Regions from separate parts of the Homo sapiens genome. Here region 2 is linked to region 1. The links are chromatin loops, found by intact Hi-C in ENCODE. Cell type or tissue: Caco-2. All regions are shown on one strand. Links, peaks and the distances in the headings refer to the core of each region. The heading gives the core; the rest is flanking DNA. Region 1 has its middle 14 kb from the start of MIR3671. Region 2 overlaps LINC01359 (long intergenic non-protein coding RNA 1359).

What was found. Peaks named below come from ENCODE experiments on the same cell type or tissue, not always from the same donor. Only the 100,000 strongest peaks of a DNase experiment are listed, where the experiment ranks them.
Region 2: it touches region 1 in a loop (2.7-fold over the local background); 2 of 110 quality-filtered maps call a loop at or near these places.

The regions. Positions count from the first base shown.
Region 1 is chr1:65,037,696-65,049,107 of GRCh38, reverse strand. It overlaps a transcript of JAK1 not described here. Among named protein-coding and RNA genes, the nearest start is that of MIR3671, 14 kb to the left of the region's middle. In Caco-2, for the core only: no CTCF peak of the experiment used is centred there; no DNase peak of the experiment used is centred there.
Region 2 is chr1:64,977,817-64,989,228 of GRCh38, reverse strand. LINC01359 (long intergenic non-protein coding RNA 1359) reads left to right here. Exons shown (of 7, transcript NR_119383.1): 5 at 1,556-1,966; 6 at 9,361-9,418; 7 at 9,497-9,652. It also overlaps a transcript of JAK1 not described here and the pseudogene SLC2A3P2. Among named protein-coding and RNA genes, the nearest start is that of JAK1, 17 kb to the right of the region's middle. In Caco-2, for the core only: no CTCF peak of the experiment used is centred there; a DNase peak (open chromatin) is centred at 5,898.

The DNA of each region.
Region 1 (11,412 bases), core at 3,690-8,689:
ACAGCTGCCCCTGGAAGGGGCAGATTGTGGATGCAAGCCCCCTAACAGCAGAAAAAGGCTATTGACAGTGAATGAGGGACTTCCAATTCTAGAAATAGATCCCGTTGCCTTAGGGGTGGATAGTGGACAAGGTACTAACACCAATAAATGCCTCAAAGATTTCATTTGCTTTTGAACTTGCAGAAATGGGAGTGAAGTGATTTCTGATTTTTCCCTTGGGAAAGCAGAAAGAAACCCTTCCTCGTACAGCTGCTCCCATGAGAAAAAGTTCAACAGAAAACATATTAAATGCCCATTTCCCAAGACTCTCAATCAGAGTGGTAAGAAGCAAAGGGACGACGCTACAGAGGTGTCTGGGAAACTCAGGCTGATTAAAGGTAGCCTCCTTGACTTGCAGGCTCTGTGAAGGAAAGCACACCTCATAAATCCTTTTGGACTGTTTTTTGGCTAAACTCTCAGATTTATACGAAGAACTATTTTAAATGAATCAGCGTGTCTTTGTTTGCATCTTCTGAGATTCTGAAGACTGCAGCCAAGGAGCTAGTAAGGCTGAGAAATGGATTGAGCATTTAATCGGTTGAATACTTCCTTATGTTTTCCTCGTGTGTTCTCATAACAAGCGACCTTAGTCCAACTCCTAGTAACACATGATTGTGGAATGTGCCCTCCTGAGAAATACTGCCTTATTTTTTCATCCTGAGCACATTGAAAGTCTCTGAAAATGCAGATGAGCTTGTTTGGACAATGGTAATAATAATATATGCTAGCGATACCTGCTGTGTGTCTGGTATTTTACATGTTACAACTGAGTGTCACAACAGCCCTGGTCAAATGCAGGGAAAATGAAGACCTAGAAAAACTAGGTCACTTACCTGATGTCACTCAGTTCAAGCCCAGGTTTCTGCATTTCTAAATTTTCCACAGATTCTTATCAGCATCCTTGACAAATGAGGCTATGCCAGAACCCCCAAATCATGACATTTTCATTGATTCTTTTCTTCCACCTGCAAACAACATCAGGATCTACTCCTGTTTGGTTTTTTTCTTTGAATATACGTCACCTATTTAATAATTCAGAAGTGGGATGATGCACTTAACTGTAGGTCCGTGGGCTCAGAAGTCCCTGTGGTAGTAATAGCTTAACATTGTTTGAGGACTTTCTATTGAACTGTCCACAACTGATTTTTTTTTTACCTGTATTATCTCAATTCTTTCACAGAAGCCACATCCCCCTCCCTGTCCCTTTTTCTGCCTTATTTGTTCATAGCATTAACACTTGCACACAGTACGTCCACACTAACGTACTTCAGTATACTTACTGTGTTTAACGCTGCCTGACTCCACTAGAATGTAAGCTCTGTGCGATCTGTATGACTTTTTTTTTTTTTTGAGATGAAGTCTCGCTCTGTTGCCCGGGCTGGAGTGCAGTGGCGTGATCTCGGCGCACTGCAAGCTCCGCCTCCCAGGTTCACGCCATTCTCCTGCCTCAGCCTCCCGAGTAGCTGGGACTACACGCACCTGCCACCACGCCCGGCTAATTGTTTTGTATTTTTAGTAGAGACGGGGTTTCACCGTGTTAGCCAGGATGGTCTCGATCTCCTGACCTTGTGATTTGCCCGTCTTGGCCTCCCAAAGTGCTGGGATTACAGGCGTGAGCCATCGCGCCCAGCCTTGTATGACTTTTTAGTTATGAGATAAGTCCCTACCAAGTAGGACCAGGTTCAAATGTTTTTGAATTAATGAACAATCTATATAGGTAAATATCATCCCATTTACAGATATGGAAACTGAGGTTCATGGGATTAAATAATGTGTTTCAAAGGGGAAGTAGTTATTTTTAATTTCAAAATCAGTTTTTAAGTATTCATGGTAACAGTAGCTTCCTTTCCCCCACTGTATGGTTAGAATGAAACAAAAAAAATTTTTTGGAGACAGGGTTTTACCCAGGCTAGAGTTCAATGGCATAATCGTAGGTCACTGTTGACTCCAACTCCTGGGCTCAAGCTATCCTCTTGCCTCAGCCTCCAAGTAACTAGGACTACAGGTATGTGCCAAGATGCCTAGCTATTTTTTTTTTCCTATAGCGATGGGATCTCACTGTGTTGCCTAGGCTGGTCTTGAACTCCAGGCCTCAAGTGATCCTCCCTCAGCCTGTCAAAGTGCTGGGATTACAGGTGTGGGCCATTGTGCCTGACACTGAAATGAAAAAGTTAACCAAAAAAAAAAAAAAAAAAAGAGGTTGGGGCTGGATGCGGTGGCTCACACTGCGGTGGCTCACACCTGTAATCCCAGCACTTTGGGAGACTGAGGCGAGTGGATCACTTGAGGCCAGGAGTTCGACACCAGCCTGACCAACATGGTGAAACTCCATCTCTACTAAAAACACAAAAAACCAGAATTTCAGAGCTGTGAGAGACCTGGGAGCTATTTGAACCAGCCTACCTACCCCCTTCAGCCCCATCCCCAGTGCCAGATTCTGGGACTCAGGTCTCCTTCAACCAAATGGCCTGTTCCACTGATGGACAGCTACACTGTCATTGAATGGCTGCATTGTCAGAAAATTCTTTGTATCAAGCTGAATTTTATCTCCAGGTAACTTCCAAACGTTGGTCTGAGTCCTCCCCTTTAAGAATGACGAAATAAAGGAAAATATAATCTTGGTTTACTTATACTCCTCAGTGGGTGTCTCTTGTCCCAGTCCCTCAGACACTCCTGGCTTGGCATCTTTCCAGCCGTTTTCCATCCTGTGGGCTCCCTTTGGCATGGCCTCCAGCTTGTCCGTGTCTGACTTAAGGGCCTCATCCGGGCCTGCAGGTGGGGTATTGGGAGTGCATCATACCACCCTGTTGTTCATTCATATCCCCCAAGTCTTTCAAAGTAAACTATTGTTGAACTCTAGTGGGAAGAAAGTACTGCACAGGTGGAACCAAGGATTGCTGATGATTATGAAAAATAATAGTGATGTCTGTGGACACTCTGCTCTCCATTTTTCTGTGCACTCCCTGTGCCACACCCAAGACAGTTCTTAAAAGAGTGACCACTTATTGAGTTCTGACTGTGTATAAGATACTGTCCTAGACACTTTACATACACCACCCATTTAACTTTCTAAACAACCATATTCTTAGATATGATTTAGCTCTTGAGAAGACAGATTAGAAGAGATTAACTGATGTGTTTAAGATCACATAGCTTGTAATTGGTGGAGCTTGGATCTGAAGCTATGTTTGTCTGACTCCAAATCCCAAGCTTGATAAGATTTACTTCCAGGAGCTATAAAGAGGATAAGCTTAGCTATTTGAGGCTCCCATTTTCATTCTCTCTCAAAAACTTGCAAGAGAGATATTTTAAAGGAGTGATGACATCTTTTTCCTATCATGTGAAGAGGGGAAAGAGAAAGGAAAGGGCCCATATTATTGTGTTCCTGCTTGTGCCAGCTGTTCTATATCTGTTGATCTCATTTAGTCCTCATGACAGTTCTATGAGGAGGGCACTGTCATCATCACCATTGCACAGATGCAGAAACTGTGGCTCACAGAGGATAAAGCTAGGTCACTCACACAACCCCCTGACTCCAGAGCCACCATGATTTCATGCTTCCCACCATGCTTTCATGCTTCCCACCACACAAATGCCACATCACAGAGAAGGTTTTTGAACTCTAACTGCCACTCTCCCAGAGGGTCTTTAGCTAGACCCTTACCCACTGTGATAGTCTCTCTTCTCCTGTCTGTCACTTCCAATCTTAGTAACTGACCAAATTACCTAAGCAGAAAAGGAGAAAAAAAAACCCTTCACTAAATTAGATAAGCATTCATTCATTCATTAGACTTGCTATATGCTTGGCTTTGGGCCAGAGATCAGCCATGGGAGCAAAGTAAGAAGTCCGCTGCAGTTATTAGAGCTCAGCTTTGATGTGGCCATCATGCCTTCTTCCTCCCCAGCTGTATGACCCAATACAAGAACTCATGGTGAGTGTGACAGGCACTGCCAAGACCCAGTCATTTAGCGGTGCTGACCGAGGACCGTGGACCCACCAGTCTTCAGACTGAGTTGACTTACTTTCTAAAACATAGGTACAGAAATTATTTATTTAGGGACCACTAGATTTGGAATGCTACCAAATCCCATTACTAGTCTATAATCACACAATATTTTTACCTGCATCATTCCATTTGTTCCAACAACCTGGTAATGTAGGCTGGGCAACAGTTCATTGTTATGTTTTACAAACAGAGAATCAAACTCAGAGAAAAGACTTGCCCAGGGCATCACAGTCTCCAAGGGTGACAGCAGGACACAGCCTGCTGGAGCTATGAATCTTGCTGTTGCACTCAGTTGTCCTCTTTTGCTTCACTCCTCTCTTGTACTGCCGCCCAAACTGCGTGTACATCTCTCCCCTTGCCGTTGGCCTGTTGGCTACAAACAGCCACCAGCTCAGCAAAAACAACAAGACCAAATTGGAACTACTCTTTCAGGCTCCACTTCCCAAGCCATCTGGTCACCCTGACTTTCCACCACACAGGTGCAGTGGTTTGCAGATTGTCATCAATCTTCACCTTCACTTAAAAGTCACGTTGACTCTCTACAGCACCAAGCTGCCATAAGCATTCTTTTTCTACAGGCAGGTACGTAGGTATTAATCCTAATGTCACACTAACCCATTTGAAAAACTTGCAACTTCATTTACTTTCTCTAAGGTAGACAATAAGCTCAGAAATTGTCCTGAAAGCCAAGGATTTCCTGTGATGGGCTCACTGAAAAACATCTGACCTAAAGCTCACTCTGCACTTTGCCAAAAAGCAGAAACAACCATCTCCACATCACCAGTTCAGGGTCCCAGCCTGCTGAGCCTCCAAACCCAGCCCCATCCATATCTCTAACCTTTGCCAACCACTAGTCTATCCTTGCTTTCTAAAATTATGTCCTTTCAAAAATGTTACGTAAATAGGGCTGGGCACAGTGGTTTACACCTGTAATCCCAGCATTTTGGGAGGCCGAGGCAGGTGGATTACCTGGGGTCAGGAGTTTGAGACCAGCCTGGCCAACACAGTGTAACCTCATCTCTTAAAAAATACAAAAATTCAGCCAGGTGCGGTGACTCACGTCTGTAATCCCAGCACTTTTGGAGGCCAAGGCGGGTGGATCACTTGAGGTCAGGAGTTCGAGACCAGCCTGGCCAACATGGTGAAACCCTATCTTTATTAAAAATACAAAAATTAGCCAGGTGTGGTGGTGGGCCCCTGTAATCCCAGCTACTTGGGAGGCTGAGGCAGGAGAATTGTTGACTCCAGGAGGCGGAGGTTGCAGTGAGCTGCGATTGTGCCACTGCACTCCAGCCTGGGCAACAGAGGGAGACTCCATCTAAACAAACAAACAAGCAAAAAAAAAAAAAAAAAAAAAAAAATTAGCCAGGTGTGGTGGTGCATGCCTGTAGTCCCAGCTACTCAGGAGGCTGAGGTGGGAGAATCACTTGAGTCTGGGAGGCAGAGGTTGCAGTGAGCCAAGATTATGCCACTCCAGTCCAGCCTGGGCAACAGAGCAAGACTTTGTCTCAAAAACAAAAAACAAAAACAAACTATATATATATATAATCATATGCTATGTAACATTTTGGAATTGGCTTTTTTTCAATGTAGAATAACTCCCTGGAGATTCATCCAAATTGTGGTATAGGTTTTTGTTTTTATTATCTGAAGTCTATACATTTAAAAAAGTTTTTCTATTGAGTTTGTTTTATTATTAATGAAAATCTGTAACCAAGGTTATTGAAAGTAGGTGCCACTTCCTAGCTAGGAGACCTTGTGGATTACTTCATATCTCTGAGACTCCATCTCCTCACCTTTAGAATAGGCATAAAAATTAGGACTTTATATTATATTCCCCTTATTAATGGAGGCTAATTACAAAGATGCAATACCATGTCTTCTTTAGTCACAGAGTAACTCCAAGTCCTCATATTTCTGCGATTGGGATAAACAGCAGGTCTCATGCACTGTTTTGAGTGAAAAACATTAGATTCCATGATCTACTTTTTCTGAGACCACCTGTCATTCATATTGTCCTGCAGAAAGGATCTGATTGGGTTGGTTTGTCATTTCCAACATAGAGAACCTGTAATGGGCCCACACCAAACTCCTTGAAAGGTGTTTTCCTCTCTGTGGTTCTCTTGCAGAAGCACTAGGAGAATCTTTACACTTCTCTCTCTGGCCATCAGTCAGAACAAACTGAAGCCGGAGCTTGCCTTGGAGGTGATGCCCATGCGATAGAGGTGTTCTGGCTGAGGCTGATGACCACCTAGCAGATAGGGACTAAAAGCAGAAAAGCAGAGAGTTGAACTCATCCTCAGTTTAGTTCTCTGTAGACCAAGAACAGAAGTTATTTTATCAAACATAGTAAAAAATGAAAAGTCCCCGTTGAGTCAGTGCTCTCAGAAGAGGACTCTGGATTTGACAGGTACCTAGTACTTACTGGACCCGCATCAAAGACAGCTATTCCATAAGGTTGTTATAAGGAGAAAATTCAGTGGCCAGGACAACCTTCGGCCAACTCTAAAGCCCTATATGAAACACCAGTTATTTCACCAAGTCACCTGATGTAACATGAATTCAGTCTTCTCTATGCTTTTTGTGTATGAGCAACTGTAAAAAGAAATTTCTGGGGTGTGTTTGTGTGTGTGTGTGTGTGTGTGTGTGTGTGTTAAATAAGAGTGCCTGGTTTTTCATAACTAAGACTAAGAAAATGAAAAGTATATACAGTTGTCCTTCAGTATCTGAGGGAGATTGGTTCAGGATTCCCTCAGGTAGCAAAATCTATGGAAGCTGAAGTTCCTGATAATAAACGGGATAATATTTGCATTTACCCCATGCACATCCTCTCGTATACTTTCAATCATCTCTAGACTGCCTCTAATACCTAATACAATGTAAATGCTATGTAAATAGTTGTTATACTGTACTGCTTTAAAATTCGTTATTTTTTATTCTTATAGTGTTTTCTGTTTTGAGGGTTTTTTTGTTTTGTTTTTCTTTTCCAGATTTTTTTGTTTTGTTTTGTTTTGTTTTGAGACAGAGTTTTGCTCTTCTTGCCCAGGCTGGAGTGCAGTGGTGAGATCTCTGCTCACTGCAACCTCCGCCTCCTGGATTCAAGTGATTCTCCTGCCTCAGCCTCCCAAGTAGTAGCTGCGATTATAGGCATCTGCCAACATGCCTGGCTAATTTTTTGTATTTTTGCTAGAGACGGGGTTTTACCATGTTGGCCAGGCTGGTCTAGAACTCCTGAACTCAGGTGATCCACCCACCTTGGCCTCCCAAAGTGCTGGGATTACAGGCGTGAGCCACCGTGCCCAGCCCAGATATTTTTGATCCATGGCTGGTTGAATCTTCAGATGGGAGGACCAACTGTATGTATATATAGTATAAGTATTTGCTTGTGTTTCTGAAAGGAGACAGTAGAGTTCAGTACAGAGCTGGAAACTAGCGCCCCATGGTTCCTGTGAAATGTCTGTGTACAGGAACATACAGAATCAGATGATCGCTTCTGTGTTTGCTATGATAAGGGTTACACAGAGGCCATCAGGTAGGAGACGACACAGAGAGCACAGGTTGGAGCACAGGTGGGTCGCTAGGCATATCCAGGGTCCTGGGCTGATACAGTATCTAAAACAGAAAACATCCAGTGCTTACGGGGTACTGGCTCTTTCCTCAGACTCCACATTTGAGATGCAGAGGAACTAAAACTCCATCTTTGTGTATGTAGCAAGTTTTCCCCTTTCAGCTTTGAAAATGAAAGTTTGTTTTAGGTCAGGTTCAGCCTGGGGAAATGAGAAAATCACCCACTGGGATGAGCCCTTCCCCCTTCAACACTGTAAATAGCTTTTTCCACTTGGCGCGGTCTCCTCGCCACGGTAATAAGGAGCTCTTGCTGGCTGCTCCGACCCGTGCGACAGCCAGGCCTTCAGGAGGTCTGGTGTCCCTGCACTTTGTGGTCTCTGAGCAGTCCAGCTCTGCCTGCCATCAGTTTGGGCACTTGACATTTCAGGAAATCCTGAGCCCAGATTGCAGGCCCTCTTTTTCCGTGATGATACCCACTACATTGAAATGATGGATCTGTGATAGCAACAGGAGCGATGATATACATCTTTGTATATCCCTGCCCTCCCCAGACCCCAAGTCCTATATAAAAACTTCACTTCCTGGGCTTCCTTTACCCCACCCCAATATTTGCCATGTTTTCTTGTGTTTCATGATTTTTCTGTCAGCTCCTCTGAAATGTGAGGTCCTTCAAAGCAGGACTATGTTTTTTTTCGTGGTATCCCTTGCCCCTCGCAAAATGCCTAGGACATAATAGGTGTTCTATAAATGTTTGTTGAATGAATACAGAAAAACCAGAGCGCCACTATGGGTAGGTGAGTGGGATGGGGAAGGCCCTGAAATCCAGAGCACAGGGGGACCTGGGCATGTGTGTGTATGTGAGGGCTGAGTAGGGAGATTGTTGTGGACAGAATAATGGTCCGTAGAATAAAGGTCCACATTCTGATCCCTGGAACCTGAGAACACGTTATGTTAAATGCCAGAGGGAATTCTGGTTGCAGATGGAATGAAGGTTGCTCATCCCGATTGTAAGGTCGAGAGATTACTATGGATTACCCAGGTGGGTCAGGGTAATCACAGGGTTCTTACAAGTGGGAAGCAGGAGAGTCGGAGAAGATGTGATGACAGAAGCACAGGCTGGAGTGAAGTGGCCTCGAGCCACAGAAGGCAGGTGGCCTCTAGACGATAGAAAGGTCAAGGAACAGATTCTTTCCAGAGCCTCCAGAAGGAAAGCATCTGTGCTAGCACCTTGATGTTAGCCCTTTGAGGCCCAATTTCAGACTTCTTTTTTTTTTTTTTGGAGACAGGGTCTTGCTCTAGTTGCCCAGGCTGGAGTGTGGTGGGGCAATCTTGGCTCACTACAACCTCCACCTCCTAATTTCAAGGGATTCTCCTGCCTCAGCCTCCCGAGTAGCTGGGATTATAGGTGCCCACCACCATGTCTGGCTAATTTTTATATTTTTTGTAGAGACAGGGTTTTGCCATGTTGGCCAGGCTGGTCTTGAACTCCTGACCTCAGGTGATCCACCCGCTGCAGCCTCCCAAAGTGCTGGGATTACAGGTGTAAGCCACTGTGCCTCTTCGCATTTCAGACTTTTGACCTTAAAAACAACTTGTGTTGTTTTTAAGACACTAAGTTTGTGGTAGTTTCTTACAGCAGCTATTGGAAACTAATACAGAGGCTAAGCCTAGGGGAATGGGGGGAATCCTCAGGAAGGAACCAAATAGAACACATAACCCTGGAAAAGGCAATGGCTGTGTCGGAGAAGCTCAGTCAGCATCCAAAAATACCTTTCCTGCTGAATCACCCTAGATCAAAAGTCATTGACAGTAAGATCACCACTGGTACGCAGCTCAATGTGTGTTGCCTTTAGTGTCCCCAAATAGTGTGAATACCTCTAATAATTTGAGAGAAGCCATAGTAGAATATAGTGTAAAAGAGTCAGTCAAACCTGGGTTTGAGTTTCTTTCTGCCACCTATTGACTGTAGTAGCTTACAAATGATGTAACCTCTCGAAGCCACAGTTTACTTATCTGTAAACTGAAGATAAATCTGTTTCTTAACTAGAAAGATGGTGGTGAGGACTAAATAACACATATAATGTATTTAACATAATGCCTGCCATATAGGAAACATTGGATAAGCATTATCTATTACTAAAAACATACATACTAGGAACTTTTATAACAAGGTTGTTTGAGTTATCTCTATACTCCACACTGACTCAATCATATCTAGAGTCTGTAGTGAGTTGTGGGAACAAAGAGAGCAACTGGCATGGTCAAAAGGATGTCTAGGTTGGCAGTGGTGGCACACCTGGCCCCCTTGCATTTTCATAGGACTTTTACTGTTCAAAACACTTTCCCATCTATTATCTCAAACTATCAGATGAGGTTAATATGTATGTGTGTGTGTACTGGCTGGGTGTGGCGGCTCAAGCCTGTAATCCCAGCATTTTGGGAGGCTGAGGCAGGAGGATTGCTTGAGGCCAGGAGTTTGAGACCAACCTAGGCAGCATAGCGAGATCCTGTCTCTACACAAACACACACAAACACACACACACACACACACACACAAGACTGGGTGCGGTGGCTCACGCCTGTAATCCCAGCACTTTGGGAGGCCAAGGTGGGCAGATCACTTGAGGCCAGGAGTTTGAGATCAGCGTGGCCAACATGGCAAAACCCGTCTCTACTAAAAGTACAAAAATTAGCTGGGTGTGGTGGTGGGCACCTGTAATCCCAGCTACTCAGGAGGCTGAGGCATGAGAATTGCTTGAACCTGGGAGGCGGAGGTTGCAGTGAGCCAAGATCATGCCAATGCACTCCAGCCTGGGTGACAGAGTGAGACCTTGTCTCAAAACAAACAAACAAAGATGTCTAAAGGAATGGGGAGGTTTGACATAAAAGTTATGTGAAATATTTTCATGACTGGCTACATAATTTGTGGGGCCCAGTGCAAACTGAAAAAGTGGGTCCCCTTCTTCAAAAAAGTATTAAGAATTTCAAAATGGAATGGCTGGGCATGGTGGCTCACGCCTGTAATTCTAGCACTTTGGGAGGCCGAGGCGGGCAGATCACCTGAGGTCGGGAGTTCCAGACCAGCCTGACCAACATGGGGAAGCCCCGTCTCTACTAAAAATGCAAAAATTAGCTGGGCGTGGTGGCACATGCCTGTAATCCCAGCTACTCAGCAAGCTGAGGCAGGAGAATTGCTTGACCCCGGGAGGCAGAGGTTGCAGTGAGCTGAGATCGCGCCATTGTACTCCAGCCTGGGCAACAAGAGCAAAACTCTGTCTCAAAAAAAAAAAAAAAAAGAAAAGAAAAAAGAAAAAGAATTTCAAAATGGCAACATAAGAGCATTAAACCAAGCTTGGGGCCCTTCTGGACACAGTGCCCTGTTGCACAGGTTGTGCACCCGGATGGCCCCAAACATTCCCACGTAAGAAGGGATAGACTTGACCTCAACAGGGAAAACTAGAGCTAAGGGGAAGAAACTACAGACATAATGTGAGGCAGAACTTTGTAACAAGCCAATCATAGGAGCAACTTGGGCACTTAGGTCCCCAAAGTTGTTCAAGCAGAGGGTGGGCAGCCACTTTATAGAGACTTTATTGATTTATTTGTTTTATTTATTATTTTCTTCTTCAGAAACAAGGTCTCACTCTGTTGCCCAGGCTGGAGTACAATGGTGTCATCACAGCTCACTGCAGCCTTGACCTCCTGGCAAGAGGAGCGATCCTCTTGCCTCAGCCTCCCGAGTAGCTAAGACTATAGGCACATGCCACCACTCCTGGCTAAATTTTTAAATTCTTTCTAG
Region 2 (11,412 bases), core at 3,875-8,874, 60 kb after region 1:
CTCAGCCTCCGGAGTAGCTGGGATTACAGGCACGTGCCACCACACCCAGCAAATTTTTGTATTTTTAGTAGAGATGGGGTTTGACCATGTTGGCCAGGCTGGTCTTGAACTCCTGACCTCATGATCCACCCACCTTGGCCTCCCAAAGTGCTGGGATTACAGGCGTGAGCCACCATGCCCAGCCTTATCTCTGTATTTTATATATATATATATATATATATATATACACACACACACACACACACATATACATATATATATACATACATACATATATATACACATACATATATATATACACATACATACATATATATATATTTTTAAATTTTATTTATTTTAGTTAGGGGCTCACTCTTTCACCCAGGCTTCAGTGCAGTGTCAAGATCATAGTTCACTGCAGCCTTGACTTCCCAGGCTCAAATGATCCTCCCACTTCAGCCTCCCCAGTAGTTGGGACTACAGGCATGCACCACCAGGCCTGGCTGATTTTTATTTTTTTATTTTTTATAGAGGCAGGGTCTCACTGTGTTTCCCAGGCTAGTCTGAAACTCCTGGGCTCAAGAGATCCTCTTGTCTTGACCTCCCAAAATGCTGGGATTACAGGCATGAGCCACCACTGCAACTGGCCCATTTTTTATTTTTCTTAATTCAGCATCCACTTGGTGGCTGTAAGCCTCTGACTTTTTTCCAGAGTCTGAAGAAGTTAATTCTGACAGATTCTGCTTGTTTTTTGAGTTTCTATGGGGGGGACAGGAGCTTGGGGCTGCCTACTCTGCCATTTTGCTGACCTAAGTAGAGTTTGAAATCTTAAAATAATTAAATGGTTAAATGAATGAACTTTGGAGACAGATGGTCTGAATTTTAATCCTGCCTGTGCCACCAAAAAGTTTGTAATAAGTGAATTATTTAATCTCTAAACTTCAATTTCTCATCTGTAAAGTAGGAATATGGGAAGGGCTAATTAGGATCATTTATTGTAAAATCAGTAGTGTGCAGTAAATATTTGACAAGCAGCTCTCAGAAGGGATGGGACTGAAAACCCTGATTTTTAGTGTTTGCCAGTTTCCATGGTGTAAATATTCCTGATATGGCCGAATTTAAGATGCCAGTGTAAAATCTTCTAATGCGGCTTGAGAAAACACACACATAATTGACTCTCATGAGCCAGGGAAGGCCAACTCTAGCATATCACTTTCTTAAAAAGTATGAGGTACACAATAAGTGATCAATCAATAAATATTATCATCTTCAATTGCTTTGAACAAAATGAATAAAATAAGAATGGTTTCTGAAAAGTCAAGATACAGCATCTCCCTCTATATTGCCCTATGTTATAAAATACTTTATACTCTAGGTACTTGGAAATGTTATCTCCAGACAGTCCATCTTCTGTGAGAACAACATTTCACATCCCCTTTCTATCTTTAGGTCTTGCATCATTGTTTACAGTGAACACAATCACAGAGAGAATAGTCATTGTCCACAAGTCTGCCTGAAACTGACCACACTTCAAAGGACTTGCTTCTAATTGACTAATCTATTAACTTTTCAGGCTGCAGGAAGACTTAGAGGCATCATCCTGCCTTGGCTTCTGGTTGCCAAGGTGTTCTGCCTGATACCAACTTTGTCAGCAGTCACCAACTAGCCATGCTTTTCCCTTGAAGGCACATGTAGATTGCCTAACCATCCACACCAGGCAAACAATTCTTCAAATGTCATGCCCTTTGCACTTCTGTTCAGATCCAGCCTTAGAGAAGCTTGTGAAGCAATGACTGTTTTAATTGGTCTCCTGGGTACCCAGGCCTAATCCTTTACCAAGTCACTAGTTATCCCATGTTCCTTATCTGTCTGTCTATCCATCTATCCTTCCATCCTCATCCAATACTTACAGAATGCCTATGGCTGCAAATACAAGGATGACTGCTTGGTTCCTGCTGTCCATAAACTCACAGCCTGGGATAAGGTAGGGTAGAGTGAATAGATATGCAAGCAAAATAGAATGGATTGTGATAAGGGAAAGTAGAAAAGTACATGCAAAGTACTCTGGGAAACTAAAGGAGGAATTCTGCCTACCTTGAGGAACTAAGGAAGTTTTCAGGGAGTGCGTGCAGGTAACCGTAGGGTAAGATTGGCTGGGAGCCAAATTGTGCTAGACCTTGTGCACCTGACTGTGGCAATGGCTGCTTCAGCAACAGGGAGCCTTTCTTTCCTTTTGTTATTTCCCTGCATCTTACAACGTTAAGGCCTTGGTCCCTGCTAATAATAAAATAATAATCAACTTTATAAAGAGCTTACAATATGCCAGATACTGTACTAAGTGCTTTATATTTTTTTTTTGGGTGGGGGGTGGCTGTTGGGCAGTGTCTCACTCTGTCACCCAGGCTGGAGGGCAGTGGCACAATCATGGCTCACTGCAGCCTTGACCTCCTGGGCTCAAGCCTCCCACCTCAGCCTCCCAAGTAGCTGGGACTACAGGCATGCAACACCATTTTTTTGTAGAGACGGTCTCTCTCTGTTTCCCAGGCTGGTCTTGAATAACACCTGGGCTCAAGTGATCTTCTTGCCTCAGCCCTCCAAAGTGCTGGGATTACAGACATGAGCCACTGCACCCAGCTTATTATTTAACTTAATCTTCACAACAACTTTAGAAGATAGAAAATAGGAGATGCTGTAATGGTGAGAGTTTTAGAGCATTCCTGAGGACCTGGAGAAAACTTGCTGCCGAGAAGGAAATTTTGAAGGTTTCATTGGTTGAAAAAGGTGTCTCTGGAATCACACTCCTAGATCTTTCTTAAAGACTTGAAAAGAATTAGATTAGGGGCCAGGTACAGTGGCTCACACCTGTAATCCCAGCACTTTGGGAGGCCGAGGTGGGTGAGTCACCTGAAGTCAGGAGTTCGAGACCAGCCTGGCTAACATCTTGAAACCCTATCTCTACTAAAAATACAAAAAATTAACAGGGTGTGGTTGTGCACACCTATAATGCCAGCTATTTGGGAGGCTGAGGCAGGAGAATCGCCTGAACCCGGGAGGCAGAGGTTGCAGTGAGCTGAGATCGCCCCACTGCACTCCAGGCTGAGCAACAAGAGTGAAACTCTGTCCAAAAAAAAAAAAAACAATTAGATTGAGGCCATGGGGGACATAGAAGGTCACCCCATCTCTGATCTTCGCCATCACAATTGCTACAATCGGCTCTTTCCAATTTGGCTACAACACTGGGGTCATCAATGCTCCTGAGATGATCATAAGGGAATTTATCAACACTTTGAAGGACAAGGCAAATACCCCTCCCTCTGAGATGTTGTGCTTGTCCCTTTGGTGCTTGTCTATGGCCATATTCTCCATTGGTTGTATGATTAGCTCCTTTTCTGTTGGACTGTTTGTCAACAGCTTTGACAGGCGTAATTCAATGCTTACTGTCAACCTGTTGGCTGCCACTGGTGGCTGCCTTATGGGACTGTGTAAAGTAGCTGAGTTGGTTGAAATACTGATCCTGGCCTACTTGGTTATTGGCCTCTTCTGCAGACTCTGCACAGGTTTTGTGCCCACGTACATCGGAGACATCTCACCTATTGGCCTGCAAGGTGTCTTTGGCACTCTCAACCAGCTGGGCATTGTTGTTGGAATTCTGGTGGCCCAGATCTTTGATCTGGAATTCATCCTGGGGTCTGAAGACCTATGGCCTGTGCTATTAGGCTTTCCCATCTCTCCTGCTATGCTACAAAGTGCAGCCCTTCCTTTTTGCCCTGAAAGTCCCAGATTCTTGCTCATTAACAGAAAAGAAGAGGAGAATGCTAAGGAGATCCTCCAGTGGTTGTGGGGCACCCAGGATGTATCCCAAGACATCCAGGAGATGAAAGATGAGAGTGCAAGGATGGCACAAGAAAAGCAAGTCACTGTGCTGGAGCTCTTTAGAGTATCCAGCTACCGACAGCCCATCATCATTTCCATCATGCTCCAGCTCTCTCAGCAGCTCTCTGTAATCAATACTGTGTTCTATTACTCAACAGGAATCTTTAAGGGTGCAGGTGTTCAAGAGCCCATCTGTGTCACCATTGGTGTGGGTGTGGTTAATACTATCTTCACTATAGTTTCCCTATTTCTAGTGGAAAGGGCAGTAAGAAGGACTCTACATATGATAGGCCTTGGAGGGATGGCTTTTTGTTCCATCCTCATGTCTGTTTGTTTGTTATTGAAGGATGAGTGTAATGGGATAAGCTTTGTCTGTATTGGGGCTATCTTGGTCTTTGTGGTCTTCTTTGAAATTGGGCCAGACCACATTCCCTGGTTTATTGTGGCTGAACTCTTCAGCCAGGGCCCTGGCCCAGCTGTGATGGCAGTGGCCGGCTGCTCCACCTGGACCTCCAACTTCCTAGTCAGATTGCTTTTCCCTTCTGCTGCTTACTATTTAGGAGCCTACGTTTTTATTATCTTCACCGACTTCCTCATTACCTTCTTGATCTTTACCTTCTTCAAAGTCCCTGAGATGTGTTACAGGACTTTCAAGGATATCACATAGGCCTTTGAGGGGCAGGCACACGATGCAAATAGATCTGGAAGGACTGTGTCATGGAGATGAACAGTATCCAGCCTGCTAAGGAGACCACCACCAATGTCTAAATCATGCCTCCTTCAACCTCCCTCCCAGCAAGGGAAAGCCACCTCCCTGAATGAGGGAGAGACCTCATAAGGATGAACCCAGGGCTGCTTCTGAATGCTGCTACTTGATTCCTTTCTCCCTCAACAAGACTGGAGCTTGTTGAATTTTCAATGGCTTTTAAAATATTTCATTTCTTGGACATTCTCTTCTGCGTAGGAGAGACCAAGTGAACCTACCCTTCATTTCAGGAGGGATTGACCACTTGGGATACGACAACTTTGCCAGCTCTTCTCCCTTGGGTTCTAATATTGCCCTCTAGGGGATATAGGGGAGGAAAAGTAAGGTGCAGTTCCCCCAACCGCAGACTTACCAGGAAGCAGATACACACACACTGTGGGAAGGCAGACAGGGTTTATGTAAGAGCACCTTCCTCACTTCCATACAGCTGTACACAGCAAATTAACTTGAGTTTTATTTATTTTTACCTCCTGGTTTAATTACATAAATATTATGTTTTAAGTGTAATTTTGCCAAATAATGAAAACATAAGGAAACTGAGGTTAAAAGGAGGTGTTTAAAAGAGGTTATAGAGTAGAAGATTTGATGCTGGAGCGGTTAAGGTGCAATAAGGAGAATTTAGGGAGAAATGTAGTTAATTATTGGAGGGTAAATGATGTGGTGCCTGAGATCTGCACATTACCTCTTAACAATTTCTGTCCTTCAGGTGGAAACTCTTAAGTTTAATTTCTCAGAAAAGTCATATGCCTATATAATAAAGCTACTGATTTCTTTTGGAACTTTTTTCTTTAAAATTATAGTTTATATGTAGTATTACTTGAAGTCCAGGATTATTAACCAAGATGGGCATTGTAGTTAATGGCAGTTGATGGGTTCTAATTTTGGATGGAGTCCAGGGCAGGGAAAGTTATTTCTAGAAAGCCTGTTCCTTCTCACTGGACCAAACAACTCCTTCCCCTTGTAGTAGACTCATTACTTTTTAAGTAACCCCACCACCCATCTGGTGGTAGAGCCATCCAAATGAGAAACCTAAAATAATTGGTTCTTGGTAGAGGTTCGTCATTTCTCCATTTTGTTCTTTAGGAGATTTTAGGTGTTGATTTTTGTTTTACTTTGACCCATATCTTTAAAGGAATTCCAGAAAGAATGTTTATAGCTGACTTGGAATTTGTAGCCTCAGCTCTGGGAGAAGATTTTTTTCTGAACGATTATTATCTAACGTGTGTTGTTGCTTCAGGGTCACGGCATGCTTGTCTATGTCTGTTACCATGACCACCGTGGTCCTGTGCCGAGTGCCCTTAGGGGGATTGAATCTTTCCAATAGGCCATGTTTGAGATAGTATGAGTCAGTGTGCAGTGTAGCCCATACTTGAGAGTATGAATGTATGTGCACTGTCACTTTGCTCTGGGTGGAAGTAGGTTATTGTTGACTTATTTGCTCTGTGTTTATTCCCACAGCCCCCTTTTTCCTATGTTGCTGGATCTCCCTTTCCCTTCTTGGTGCTTACACATCTCAGACCCTTTAGCTGAATGCTTGCTAAAGTAAAATGCTTGAACAGTATTTTGGTTCTCAGTTCTCACTGTTCCCTCTGGTTGTTGAGGCGTCGAATAAAAATGCACATAGCAGTGGGGTTTAGCTGGAAAAGGTGACCTTCTTCCAACTTCACCTCTACTTCTGGCTCCTCAAACAGCGGGTGGACAGTAAGGCAGGGAAGTTGTTTTCTCATTTCTCACTGACCAGACTGTGAATATTTTCATATGGATTTTCTCTTATTAATGTTACTCTGGTGCTTCTTTGTTTTAAGATAAAAATTCTGAATGTACACATGAAAAAAAAAGACAGAAAATATTATCACTCCCATTTTACAGATTAAAAAACTGAGATTTAAAGTAGTAATGTACTACTCACAGCCACACAACTAGGATGAAGCAGAGCTAAAACTCAGCTCTCATTCACTGCCAAGCCTGTGGTCTTAGAGACATAAGCCAGCAGGACTTGGTGTCATTAAGGGACTGGGGAGAGTGGTTCCATTCCCCCAAATCCTCCCCCAGAGAACTTCCTCGTATTTTATAATGGTCATACCTTCAACCCTTTTACCTCCTACCTGGGCTGATTGCAATAATCTGAAAGGGCCCTGTTTGAGGGGCAATGGTAGTTACTGTGGAGAAGGGCTTCAAAGAATATGGATGGTGGTGCCAATTTACCTCCCGGACTGTGGCTGCTGCTGTGTGATGTTGGGGTAATGGTTAATCTGCTCTTGTGTGAGTCAGCTAATGCCCCTCCCAAATCACATAATGCGTTAACTCAGTTAAAAGACACCTGCCCAACTCATCTGAATGTCAGACCTGAGTGTCAGCTCCCATTTTACACTCTGTAAAAGGAAGGAGGATTTTAACTTAACACTCGAAATCTTCAAAGAATACAGTTGATCTTTTTCAGCCAACAGAAAGACTGCTTCCCTGGTTGTATGTGTGTGTGTGTGCGTGTGTGTGCGTGTGTGTGTGCGTGTGTGTGTGTGTGTGTTATTTAACTTAGTGTTGACATCAACTCTGTAGAATTGTATATGTACAGATAAGTAACTGGAAGCTCGGAAAGGTGAAGCCACTTGTTCAAGTTCATGGAGTCAACTTTCTTTTTACATCTCCAGGACACTAACTGTTGGGATAGTTTGTTTAGTTTGCATCCTAGTGGATAAGTGCTCTTCTTAGTGATGATGAAAATTTGAATATCTCTAAAGGGGCATTATTATCCTGGAGTGTGAGACAGTGAAAAGAACAGGAGCTTTGAAGCTAGGTGTGCCCTGTTAAAACTTCAGTTCCTGCTGTGTAATAGTGTAAACACTGGCAAATCACCTAATCTCACCTCAAAAGGTGATTTTGAGAATGAAAGCAGATGGCTGGGAGGTAAGGGTACTTAAATACATGTTAGTCCTTTCCAGGTCCTCATTGCTGGAATTTGAGTGGACATCTCCAGCCATCTCAAGCAAATTGATTAAATACTCAGTGCATTCTTAGAGATATTTTAATTTATTTTAATTGAAACAAACACCTGCCATGTGGCATTTTTAGGAAAATTTAGGGAAGGTCTTGTGAAACTAGGCAAATCATAAAGCTCCCACAGGTTGAGGCTCAACAGACCAATCAGTGAGGCCCATTTTACCCTGGAGGCACTGGGCCAGGTGCCACGAGCGTTCCAGGGGTGAAGGGAAAAGCCTGCCGTACTGGAACTGCAAAACATCTGGTCAAGGAGATATAGCACCAACAGAAGGAAAGACAAACAGCAATAGAAGGCATTAAAAGACACGTTTCCAAGGAATGATGTAGGCAATAAATACTGTGTGAATTCAGGACAGAGAGAGAGATCACTTAGAAAGGTCCAAAAAACCCTTCCTGACTCATTTCCTGTACTTTCTCTTTCTGTCCCTTCATAGCCCTGTGGGTTTCTCTTAGAGTTACCAGGGCACTTATCTCTGTGTAACAAGGTGGAGACAATATCGCCATTGTTTTACAGCTGGTGCCATATTTCTTCCTGAAAATAGAAGCATCTAGGCTTGGAAAAAATCAGTTGAGAAATTAGGTGTAATAGAATAAATAGGTTGGAAAATGCTTGAGGTAGAAAATTGATGCCCAACAATGATAGACTGGATTAAGAAAATGTGGCACATATACACCATGGAATACTATGCAGCCATAAAAAATGATGAGTTCATGTCCTTTGTAGGGACATGGATGAAGCTGGAAACCATCATTCTCAGCAAACTATCGCAAGGACAAAAAACCAAACACCGCATGTTCTCACTCCATAGGTGGGAACTGAACAATGAGAACTCTCGGACACAGGAAGGGGAACATCACACACCAGGGCCTGTCGTGGGGTAGGGGGAGGAGGGTGGGATAGCATTAGGAGGTATACCTAATGTAAATGACGAGTTAATGGGTGCAGCACACCAACATGGCACATGTATACATATGTGACAAACCGGCACGTTGTGCACATGTACCCTAAAACTTAAAGTATATATATATATAAAAAAAGAGTTTAAAAAAAAAAAAGAAAATTGAGACCAAGGATCCAGCTGTTAGAGGAGGGTCAACTTGCTGTGCATACTGCAGGGAGGTTTTGGAAATTTTGGGGGGCAATCTGCAATGGAGAACGCGAGGGCAAAAGGAGGGAGGGCAGAGGGAAAATGGAGAAAGCAGCCACCAGGGCAGCAGAGCTGTGATTCCTACCTACCTACATCTTCAGGGATGGCTGCCAAACCCAGGGAGCTTTGTGTGAGTGCCTTCATTGTAACATGGTGCAAAACAGAGTAGAATGAGGAGGTGGAAGTGTCCCTCCAGAAGTTACCTCACTCTTGAAAGGGCTTTACACTTCCACAGTCCAGGCACCGTGTTGAGAGTTCAAACCAAGTTTACCCAGATCTTTCAGCAACAAACAGGTCTCATCTGACTTCTGAGTTTTATCTCCAAGTCTTTTCTCTTTCCTTCTTGACCTTTCCCTCCCCTCCAAAGCTTACTTAGTACAGTGTCTGACGTATAGTAGATGCTCTACAAATATCTGTCATGCTGAATCAATATAAATATTGTATTATACATGGTTTCTGCTGTCGTGGTACCTAAAATTGAGGGAAGACAATACACGTGCATTTCAGACACAAAAATAAACCTAATCTTAACAATTCTGGGAAGGATATAAATGCCAATTAAATAGGCCTGACACTTTCCTGCCTCTTTTTCAGTGTCCTTCACGGTTCGGTTCACATTTCACAAGCCCCATGAAGTCTATCTGGATTTTCGGTAATGTTTCCTGTCTCTGAAATCTTATGACATTTATGTCTGTATCAGCCATTTGATGCTTGATTATCTATTTTTCAGATGGATGTCTTGCCTTTTCCTCTACACACTACAGGAAGAGTGGCCACCCCTGCCAAGGGCCTAGTATAGTACCCTATACATGTAGCTGATCAGTTGATTGTTACTGATCATATGTATCCTGCATCATGTTATAAAAAATTAACACAGTGCTTGGCACATACTTGTACTGAGTAAGTATTTGCTGAATTGACTTAAAGTGTTGGATGCCATAGACCTCTGAGAATATATAATTTCTATGTATCACTCTCCTAGCAGAATAAGAGAATATTAGAACTTGGGAAGAAGTCACATCTAATTCTTTTCTATTTTTATTTCATTTTATTTCTTTTTTTTAGAAGTGAGGTCTCACTCTGTCACCCATTCTGGGGTGCAATGGCATGAGCATAGCTCACTACAGCCTCGAACTCCTGGGGTCAAGCAATCCTCCCACCTCAGCTTCCAAGTAGTTGCAGCTATAGCTGCACACCATTGTACATGGCTAATTTTTATTTATTCATTTTTTTTTATAGAGAGGAGGTCTCACTATGTTGCCCAGGCTGGTCTTAAACTCCTCAAGTGATCCTCCTGCCTTGGCCTCCCAAAGTGCTGGGATTACCGGCAGGAGCCACTGTGCCTGGCCAGTTCTTGTTCAGCTACAATTTATTTTCCTATTGCTTTTTGGAATGTAATTTAAACTTTACACTTCAGTTATCCCACTTGTCAAATGCATACATGATTTCGTGGCCAATAACCTGTACGTGGACACAGTAAAGTTAAAACAATAAAGATGCACGGAATTTTGATGCTGATAGGTATCATAAAATAATGTGATCCAAACTAAGGAGATATCTGAGCTCAGAGACAGTAAAAAGACCACCCTAAGTTTTTTTTTTTTTTTAATCTATCAAAGAGCTCATCCAGCATGCAAGTGTCCTGCTTTCTGATCCAGCAGCCTTTCTAGCACCCCGGCCTTGATTGTCAGAATAGCATCTGCTTATAAGGTTTTTAAATTATTAATACAGTATACTAAATCCCAGGAGTAGAATAAGCCTTGTTATTACGGCTAGTAAGTCAGCCCAGAGCAATCTGATATTCCTGTAAAACTGAATGGATTTTGAAGTAAAGCATCCTTGGGCTCACTGGCCTCAGAGGAGGCCATCATCTCATTTACCTATTTAAGAAAAACCCCATAAAAGAGTGTTCTATATGGACATTCATTATGTCTTAAGCTTTATTGATTCTGTTATGTTGCCGTTAATTATAGGAACCACGAAAGCCTTCAATTAGATTAAAGCCATAATAAATAAGATTAGTAACACTTATTCTGCTCTGTATGTTAAGTGTTTTTATAATAAACTAATGTTTATCTTTCTGGACATTACTACATTGACATCCTATACAATAATTAAATCAGATATTTTGAGTTGTTTTAGGCAAAAAGATTTGAGTGTTTTTTTCTTTGTTTGTTTTATTTTTGAGATGTAGTCTTGCTCTGCTGCCCAGGCTGGAGTGCAGTGGTGTGATCTCGGCTCACTGCAACGTGTGCCTCTTGAGTTCAAGCAATTCTCCTGCCTCAGCCTCTTGAGTAGCTGGGACTACAGGCGCGCACCACCACGCCCAGCTAATTTTTGTATTTTTAGTAGAGACGGGGTTTCACCACGTTGGCCAGGATGGTCTCAATCTCTTGACCTCATGATCTGCCTGCCTCAGCCTCCCAAAGTGTTGGGGTTACAGGCGTGAGCCACCACGTCCAGCCAAGTATATTTTAATAACTACTGACATTAACTACCATCGTTAATCCTCATTATAATTCTACAAAGTGGACATTAGTATCATCCTTACTTACCGATGACGATGAAATTAAAGCTTATGGAAATTCAGTATCTTGCTCAAGATCCCACAGTAGGGAAGCCAGGATTAAATGAGATAACACATAT